2 separate regions of the Mus musculus genome follow, and region 2 is linked to region 1. A link is a contact called in ENCODE POLR2A ChIA-PET data. All regions are on one chromosome and are shown on one strand. The core of a region is the stretch at or near the end of the contact, and the rest is flanking DNA. Distances in the headings are between cores, read along the strand shown.

Region 1 (4,898 bases), core at 1,241-3,740:
TGGCCACTATGTACATATACCATCCCCCATGTGTCTGTTCTGAGAAATGGCATTTAAGCTAACATATACATATACCCACCACCTGACCCAGTTTGGAAATGGTGTGTGGGCAAACATACCATATATCTATCCCATTGTAAATGGCATGTCAGCCAACATGCCCATTCATCTATGTATATGAATGGGTTCAGAGATGACATGTGGCCATCATGCCTAGTCACCTACCATATGACTATCTTCTGGAATAGCAGTCTCATCCACCCTGCAAATGACAGGCTTGTAAATATCAAGTGCTCTAACACCCCCATGCAGTCCCCCACACTACCATATTACCAGCCTCAATATAGGCATGTGGGCCATTGTGGCTGTTAGCATTTCTTCTAGGCTCTGCCCACAGTTACCTGGCAACAGTTAGGTATGACTGACTCTACAAAAGGGGCTGCTTGCCCGCTGCTCTCGATCTCTTCTTGCTCTTACTCTATTACCCTCTTCTCTCTCTGTCCCTTCTCTCCCCATTCTCCTCCCCCTCTCTCTCTACATGTTCATGGTTGTTCTCTCTCTCTCTCTCTCTCTCTCTCTCTCTCTCTCTCTCTCTGCCTTTCTCTGTCTCTACTACCCCCTCAACTCCCCTCCCCATGTCCTAAATACACTCTATTCTATATGATACGATCCTGTGGCTGGTATGGCTGGTATGGTGGGGGGTGGTGGTGGTGGTGGTGTGAAGGGCTGCCTCAGCATGGGCCTGCAGAAGCAGCCCCTTCCACCTCATCATACCATGCCTCTACTAGACATATCCCTGGCTCCCTGGTTTCCTTTTTCCTTTTCTTTTCTTTTTTTATAAAACACAACAATGGACATTCCCCACCCCCATGGTATGCGAGTGGGCTAGGAAATGGCTTGAGGGTGAATAATCTAGGACCAGATTGAAATAGGGCATGTGTGCACACATGCTCACACATTTCCCTGTGTTATTGGGCTCAAAAATGGCATGTGAACAAAATTGCCCACATTGCACACCTCCTCCCCAAATGACTGTGGTCATAAGTATCATGAGCTCAAACATGCCCATGTCATCCTTCATATGGTGAGACTCAGAATGGGTATGTGCGACAACACACACACACACACACACACACACACACACACACACACACACAGAGCCTTTGATTTGGCATTGGGTCAACATGGCAATATACCCCTCCCCAAATGACAATGTTTGTATACATCAAGTGCTCCAACATGCCCATGCAGTTCCCATGTGACCAGACAGGCAAGAAAAACACCTGAGGCAAACCAAATGCCCATGCTATAAATAATCCCAGCATTTGCAGGAGAATCAGCAGCTCACGGCTATTCTATGTGATGAGCTCTGGGATAGCCTGGACTACAGGAAACCCTGCCTCAAACTTCCCCTCTAACAACAAAAGTTAAGTAAAATAATAAATGAAGGAAAACTGATGCCTTCGGTGAGATGGCTCCAAGGATAAAAGACCTTGTTGCCAAGTTTGACAACCTGAATTTAATGTTAAGAGTCACAAAGTAGACAGAAACATCTTTTACATTTTCCTCTGACCTTCACATGACCATGTTCTCAAGTCTCCGTCCCCACATACAGAATAAGCAAATGTAATAAAAGAGAGAAAATGGATGTGGTGGCACCTGCCTTTAATTCCAATACTCAGGAGGAAGAGGCTGAGGGATATCTGTGAGTTTGAGGTCAGCACGATCTACAAAGAGACAAAGCAAGTTCGAGACCAGTCGGGCCTACAATGTGAGAAGACTCAGTTAAAAAACTTTCAATCCCCAGTTCTCAGGAGGCAGAGGCAGGCAGATCTCTGAGTCTGAAGCCAGCCAGTTCTACTGAGTGAGTTCCAGGACAGGCAGGGATACACAAAGAAATCCTATCTCGACTTCTCCAAAAGAAAGCACAAACAAAACAAAACAAAACAAAACAAGTGGTAGGAAGTACGTAGGGCAGAGCTGGAGAGATGGCTCAGCTATTAAGAGCATCTACTGCTCTCCTGGTTTGGTTACCAGTTTCCACATGGCAGCTCATTACTGCCTGAAACTCCAATTCCAGGACCCGACACATACATGTTTAATATGAATGTTTCACGTGTTTATATACACATACACGGTGCATATAAACTCCTGTAGGCACACACATATACATATGAATAAAATAAGTAAATAAAAAAATGCCTAGGGCAGAGCGAGGAGCCACAACCAGAGATAGTTCTGACATTGACATGCCCAGTCTGCTCCGGCCCCGCCCATATCCTGCCTCCTCTCTCAAGTCCCGCCCAGTATAGGGCTGGGCCCATCGAGGCACCACCCAAACTAAGCCCCGCCCCGCCTTACCACCCACGAGGTGTCCTTCATTTCGGACCCGCCCATTGCCAGCTCCGCCGCCTAAGAGGTCTTGAGCTCCGCAGGCCCCGCCCATCGTCCCGCCTCCACGCAGTGCGGCTGCGCCGGCACCTCGGGCTCCGAGGCCCGGGTGCCGCGGATCTTTTGTTTCCCTGCGGGGCTCCGAGCCGCATCGTCAGTCAGGCCCGGACTTGGAGCTGGAGTGTGTCAGAGCTGAGTCCCGAGTCGGACCGGGTCCCGACTGTCAGCGCCGGGAGGGTACCGAGGAGGACGCCGAGGGAGCGCGCCCCTCCGTCCGCCGGCCTGTGGGACTGGGACCCGGCTCAGGCCTGCCCGATGGGGCACGGGGCCCTGGCGATGAGCCCGCGCCTCCGTCCCCGCGTACGCGGCCCGCCGGCCTCCGCCTGAGCCCAGCGCACCCCGTAGCGCCGCCCCGGGGCCCGAGCCCGGGCTCGCGCCCCCGGCCCGCGCGCGCTATGGAGCCGGGCCGCGGCGGCGTCGAGACCGTGGGCAAGTTCGAGTTCTCTCGCAAGGACCTGATTGGACACGGCGCCTTCGCGGTGGTCTTCAAGGGTCGACACCGCGAGGTGGGTGAGGCTCCCGCGGAGGCCTCGCAATCCCGGACTCCCAGCCCAAGGGACACCTTACCTCCGGTAATCCGTAGAGGGACCCAATTAAGGACCCCCCAGCCCGGGAAACCCACCTGCTACTCTAGCTCCAGAAAACTGGAGACGCCAGCCAGCACAGGATTCCCTACCTAGCCCCGAAGTCAGACCAGTTCTGAGAACCTAACCTGGGACTCCATCCTGGGACTTAAATTCCAGGCCGGCTGACAGACACTCACTATCTGTCTGCCTCTGGCAGCCTCCCATTCCAAGACCCTTGGGACAGCCACCCTAAGCCATCTCTGTGTTCCCTGCTTGGTGGGGAGCAGGAGGGGGGGTTGTTTTCAACCCTGAAGGTTCACGTTTGGCTTTTCAGAAGCACGACCTGGAGGTGGCCGTCAAATGCATTAACAAGAAGAACCTTGCCAAGTCCCAAACACTGCTGGGAAAGGAAATCAAAATCCTGAAGGTGAGCCAGCGCCTCGGGGGAGGGGGAGAGGGTGGGTCAGCTCTTTTCTTGCTCATGAGAAACTTGGATTTGTGTCCTAGGAACTAAAGCACGAAAACATCGTGGCGCTGTATGACTTCCAGGTAAGGCTCAGCGTTGGGCTTGGGGGAGGGGTAAATCTATTCTTGCCCTTGTCCCATCCACTGTTGCTTCAGGACCTAGGTTGCCTGGGGCTGGAGCCCCCCTGAGGGCAGATGATGGCTTTAGATTAGTATTTGGTTTAGGTGAAAGGAGCTGGGTTCTGAATGCCTTGTCTCACGCTTGTCCTACTGTGAGGCCACTTAGGGCCAGGGAGACCTCATCTCTGGTCCAAGTTTTTCCTGGCTTTTCCTAGGTTCTGGGGACCTCTCTAGCTTATATGTTGCCTGCATGGGAAGGAAGGCGGCCATCAACACTAATGTTGAATCTCTGGCGATTGCCTGGTTTACATTGTTTGGGTTCAGCGTACCCTGGTGCCAAAGACCCTTTCTTCACTGTGATGTCTGACCCAGTGGCCCTTACTGAGAATGGGGTTCCGGGCAGGCCCACCTGTCTGGGCTGGCGGGTTTGTTTGTTGACATTGCTTCAGCGGCCTGGCATTGGCCAGCCCACTCCTGCGTCAGAGGCTGGAAGGGGGAGGGGTTGCTGGAGATTCCTTCTAGCCGGCAGTTGGGGCTGGGCCCACTCATCCGGCCGGCGGGAGGTTGCTACCGCCACCTCAGAATTGGCTGCCTGAATGAGCAAGCCAGCTGACCAGCCAGCTTCTGTGCTGCCCTCCAAGCCCCCCAGCCCAGTGGTGGCAGGGGCTGGAGGCCCTGGATGCGCTCGTGTGGGGACCGGGAACCCTAGGTACTGGTCCCCAGCAAAGTGCTGACTAATGATTTTGAAACCTGTTTACTGGGGCCACGGGACCAGCCCTGGCTGAGGGAAGTTCCCAGCAGGCAGCTAGCTGTGTTTTGGTGGCCTCCTCCCCTTCCTTCCTCCCCTGCTCCTCTTCCAACTTTACCTTGAGGGCTGTGACTTGTCATGAGGTGACATGTGGGCCGGGCCAAAGTCCTGTGTGACAGGGAGTACCTGGCAACAGCTGGAAACATGGTGTTCTGGGTTTTAGAGGTTGCCCCCTCTGCAGCCTGCCTTTCCTACCCTTCCCCACTGCTGCTTTCTCTCCCTGTCCCCAGTGCTGTAGGAAGGGCCCCAACGGCACACACAGTATGTGCTTCTTAAAGGACCCAGGGCTGAGTTAGATGGCATGACCTTCCTAGGGTCAGATTCTGGGCCCCTTTGCACCTTGAGATCCCCTCCAGATCCACAGTCCCCTGCCAGGGCATTCCCATAAAGGCCTCACTGGAACTGAACGGATAACAGTTAGGTTCACTGCAGACTTGCGGCCTGTCCCCCTCAGGTTTCCACTTGTTCTGCTTGCTTCATCTAGCTGA
Region 2 (4,774 bases), core at 1,948-4,447, 70 kb before region 1:
AGCTCCCAGCATTCCCTGCTCTTCCTGCAATTCTCTGTCTAGGATTGAGGCTTCCTGGGCTTTTCCTCTTCCGTATGACCATCTGTGTCATGCATGTTCAGGTCATGTTTCTGCAACCATATTGGGAACAGAGTCTCACAACACACACTGTTTTTCCTTGGGCTCTTACAATCATTTTTTGTTTGTTTGTTTGTTTGTTTTTAGACAGAGTTTCTCTGTATAGCCCTGGCTGTCCTGGAACTCACTCTGTAGACCAGGCTGGCCTCGAACTCAGAAATCCACCTGCCTCTGCCTCCCAAGTGCTGGGATTAAAGGCGTGTGCCACCACCGCCTGGTGGGCTCTTACAATCTTTATGTCCCTACCCTCCACAATGTTCCCTGAGCCCTGCATGCAGGTCTTGTGCTGTAGACGTACAGGTCGTGAATAAAGCTTTTCTGTTTGTTTTGTTGTTATTGTTTTAAAGACAGGTCTCACTATGTAGGCCAGGCCGCCCTCAAATCCTCTTACCCCCACCCTCCCAAATACAGGGATTAAAGGCGAGTACCACCACACTCACAGGGAATAAAGCTTTTTTATTTTTTTTATATGTTTTTAAGGTTGGTTTGGGAGTTTTGGTGGTGGTGGTGGTGGTGGTGGTGGTGGTGGTGGTGGTGGTGGTTGGTTGGTATTTTTTTGAGATAGGATCTCTCTGTGTAACAACAGTCCTGCTGTCTTGGAACTCTATGTAGACCAGACTAGCCTTAAACTCATAAAGATCTGCCTGCCTCTTCCTCCTGAATGCTGGGACTAAAGGTGTGTGCCACCACTGCCCGGCTTTCTCACTAAACCCAAAGCCCACTGTTTTGGACAGGCCAGCTGGCCAGTGAGCACCAGGGATCCACCTACCTCCACCTCCACATTCCCAGCTCTGGGGTTACAGGTCCCCGCCACCTGGCCCAGCCTCAGGTGGGAGCAGCGGAATGGAGCTCCTCTGCTTGCATAGAAAGCACTTTACCCACTGAGCCATTTCCTCAACCCCTAAAGACAATTTAAAAAAGAAAGAGAAAAGAAAATATCCCAAGTTATAAAACAACGCACCTGGAGATGACACCCTTGACCTTATGTTTTTCTCCTCCAGACTCAATCTCACCTCTCATGGTCTTTCTTCTTCTTCTTTTTTTTTTTTTTTCCCCAAGACCAGGCTGGCCACGAACTCAGAAATCCGCCTGCCTCTGCCTCCCAAGTGCTGGGATTAAAGGCGTGCGCCACCACTGCCAGGCTCACGGTCCTTTCTTATACTTGAATTCTCTATTTACTGAAAGACCCTACTGAAGTGAAATCAATTAAATGAAATTCAACAACATGAAGGGGAAAAAATCCATAACCTCAAACAATTGTATTGGGAAAAAAAAACATACAAAAGAGCAACTGCCAACTTTCTTGAATAAATAATAATCCAGATTTGCATGATGGAAATGTAAATATTAGAGACGAGATGACTCGGGGGTCAAAGCACTAGCTGCTCTTGCAAAGGGCCAGGGTTCAGCTCTCAGCAACCATTTCGAGGCTCATAACCATATGTAACTCCAGATGGGATCCGATGTCCTTTTCACCTCTGCTACACGCACATCCATGTAAACAAAACACTCATTTACATAAAAATACTTTTAAATTTTTAAGGGAAAATGTAACTGTTTACCTCGAAAAACAAAATACTAGAATAATAATGTTCTTAAATGAAGATAAGGAAATAGTACATTTTTAAAATTCAGATTTAATTATTTTATTTTATTTTATTGTGTGTGTATGTGTGTGTGTGTGTGTGTGTGTGTGTGTGTGTGTGTGTGTGTGCTTTTTTGCACCTGGCAGGGAGGTCAAAGGACAACTTGCCAGAGTCCAGTCTATCCTACTGTGTGAGTCCCAGGAATCCAACCCGGGTGCTCAGGCATGGTAGCAGACCCCTTTACCCACTGAGACGTCTATCTATCTCCCTGACCCTCAGAATTTAATCGATATACAGAGCTGACCCTTTATACCCTGCCAGGATACTAGCTGACCCTAATCAACATATACCTTGTTCTTTTTTACTAAAGTACACTGGGAATATCACATTATAAATAGCGACAAAAGTTAACCCGGGTGCTGAGAAAAATCATATGAAGTTAAGACTGACAGATGTTTATCTCAAATGACATCTTAAGTGTCTCAAGGGCTCCTAAATTGCAACCCCAGGATCATTCAGTCCTACAAATACATACTGAACATCTACTACATACTAGGTACCATGCAGGGAAAGTTGTCTGCTTATGGGACACTTTACAGCTCGCCAGACACCGCCCCCCATCCCACCCCCAGTCACAGCTTTGAAAACTTGCTAAAAATTCAAATTTTCCTTCTCTGCCTTGGGAAACCACTTTGTGCGTGTGTCTCTTGGTGCAGTATGTGGCTCCAGATTATTACTTTATACCCCGGCTAGTTAGTGGCTTGAAAACACACCACAGAGTAGAGGGAGAAAGACTACACTACTCCAGCCAGGAAAAAGTCCATTTTGCTCAGCATCCCTCACTCTGAGAGACACACCCAAACACTTGGAAGCCCAGGTAGACCTAAAGCTCTCCAGTACCTGCTTGTGGTGAGACACCAACAACCTTGTAGCCTTCTAGGGACCAAAAGCCCACTCCCTAGCAACCACACCTGGGATGGGGACCCCCGAGCCTCCCAGCCGCCCCGGTGGACTCGGATGCCCCCGCCCCGCACCCCAGCCCCGTCCCGCTCCGAGGGGGCGGGGTCGAGGAAGAGGAGGTGCGGGAGATTAGGTGCCCAGTGCATTCCAAGCACACAGCCGTGGAAACTGAGGCAGGCAGGCAGATGATGCACAGGGTCTGCCTAATGATTCGCTGCGGGGCTCGAACCCTGACGAGCGGAGGGGCCTCCGCCTGCAGGTCATCGTCGGCCGCCGAGGCCCGGCCCGGCTCGCACCGACAGAGTTTCACAAAGAAAGTCTCCCGGCCCGCGCCCCGCTCACACTCACCGGCGCCGGCGGAGACTCCGGCTCCCGCCGCCTGCGGCTCCGCGCCGAGGCCGGCTCGGGCGCCAGAGGCGGCGGCTGTTCCATCCCCGCGGGGCCCGTCGGCGTCTGCCTAGAGCTAACGGTCCCGCCAGCTAGGCGCGCGCACCGCTCCCGCGCGCCATGTTCCTGCCGTGCCGCGCGCCGCCGAGCGCCCCCGCCCTCACCGCGCACGCGCCCGCGCGCCCGCCGAGACAGCTCGCACCGCGCAAGTGCGTTCCCGGCCTGAGCCCTCCCGGAGCTGTTCGCTCGCTGTTCCCGGCTCTGCGCGGCCCCCCGCCGCACTGCGGACCACCCGGAGGGCACCACGCGGGGCCCGGCCCGTGAAGGCGCCAGAGTAGAGTGACTCGGCGAACGCTGGCCTCCTTGGCCTGTGTCGGCGCCCTCCCTTATCTAGCTAGGATCGAATCTTCAGAAACCCACCTCCTGCATCCAAGGATGCTGTCCTTACTGAGTGGCTCTCTGGAAGGTCAGACCTTGTGTTTCGAGCAGTTAAGAACCGAGGGATCCCTGGAAAAAGTGCAGCGCCTCGTCTCCTTAAAAACTGTGAACTTGGAGCTGGAGAGATGGCTCAGCGGTTAAAAGCACTGGTTGCTCTTCTAGAGAACCAGGATTCAATTCCCATCACCCATATGACAACACACAATTGCAACTCCAGTTTCAGGGAATCTGACAGCCTCACACCCATATGTATGCAGACAAAACACCAATGCACATTACATTAAAAAAAAAAAAAAAAAAAAAAAACTAGCACTCGGGAGGCAGAGGCAGGCGGATTTCTGGCTACCTCAAAGCGTGCACTACTGCCTCGTTACTCTTGGAACTTTTACATACTTGTTTGTTCCTCTCATCTTTATCATACACAGTGATGAGAACTTAACCTAGTAAACAAAAAAGAATATTCCTGATGATTTTTTCTTTTGTTTTGTTTGAGACAGGGTTTCTCTGTGTAGCCCTGGCTGTCCTAGAACTCACTCTGTAGACCAGGCTGGCCTCGAACTCAGAAATCCGCCTGCCTCTGCCTCCCGAGTGCTGGGTTTAAAGGCCTGCACCACCACTGATCATGTAACTGAGTCCTGAACATTCCTGATCATGTAACAGAGTCCGGGAAAGGTCTCTCTCACCTTCAGGCATACCTTTCTGCCTTGGATCTTGTCTACCTGGATCAAATATGACATGAGTCTTCAGTCTGTGATTCTTGTGCAGTCTTTCCACAGAGGGACTATGATGGTTTGTATATTCTTGGGCCAGGGAGTGGCACCATTTGGAGGTGTGACCTGGTTGGAACAGATGTGGCCTGGTTGGAGTAGGTGTGTCACTGTGGGTATGAGTTTAAGATCCTCACCCTAGTTGCCTGAAAGTCAGTCTTCCACTAGCAGCCTTTGGATGAAGACATAGAACTCTCAGCTCTGCCTGTGCCATGCCTGCCTGGATTCTGCTGTGCTCCCTCTTTGATGATAATGGACTGAAGCACTGAACCTGTAAGCCAGCCCCAATTAAATGTTGTTTTTCATAAGCGTTGCCTTGGTCACGGTGTCTGTTCACAGCAATAAAACCCTAAGACAGGAACCAATCTACTGAAGAAAAGGGTTCCCAGAGTCTGTTAGAGGGGCTCTTCCTGGTGCATATTAGCATATCAAAGTACATGCTAGCCCCTAGGCGCTCTCAGTTTAACAATTACTCTTGGCTCTTCTAGGCTAACAATGGGCTCTTCTTGGCTCTTCTCA

Evidence for each region. ChIA-PET counts read pairs that join two places held with the same protein, here RNA polymerase II (POLR2A).
Region 2: POLR2A ChIA-PET joins it to region 1 with 14 read pairs in Patski. The contact joins the promoter of Ttc28 here to the promoter of Ulk1 in region 1. POLR2A ChIA-PET finds 5 or more read pairs at or near these places in 3 of 5 experiments (Patski and embryonic stem cell).

Annotation. Positions count from the first base shown.
Region 1 is chr5:110,807,673-110,812,570 of GRCm38, reverse strand. It overlaps Ulk1 (unc-51 like kinase 1), which reads left to right and starts at 2,490. Exons shown (of 28, transcript NM_009469.3): 1 at 2,490-2,957; 2 at 3,352-3,444; 3 at 3,525-3,566. The coding sequence starts at 2,847.
Region 2 is chr5:110,878,226-110,882,999 of GRCm38, reverse strand. It overlaps Ttc28 (tetratricopeptide repeat domain 28), which reads right to left and starts at 3,197. Exons shown (of 23, transcript NM_001267622.1): 1 at 3,012-3,197. The coding sequence starts at 3,095.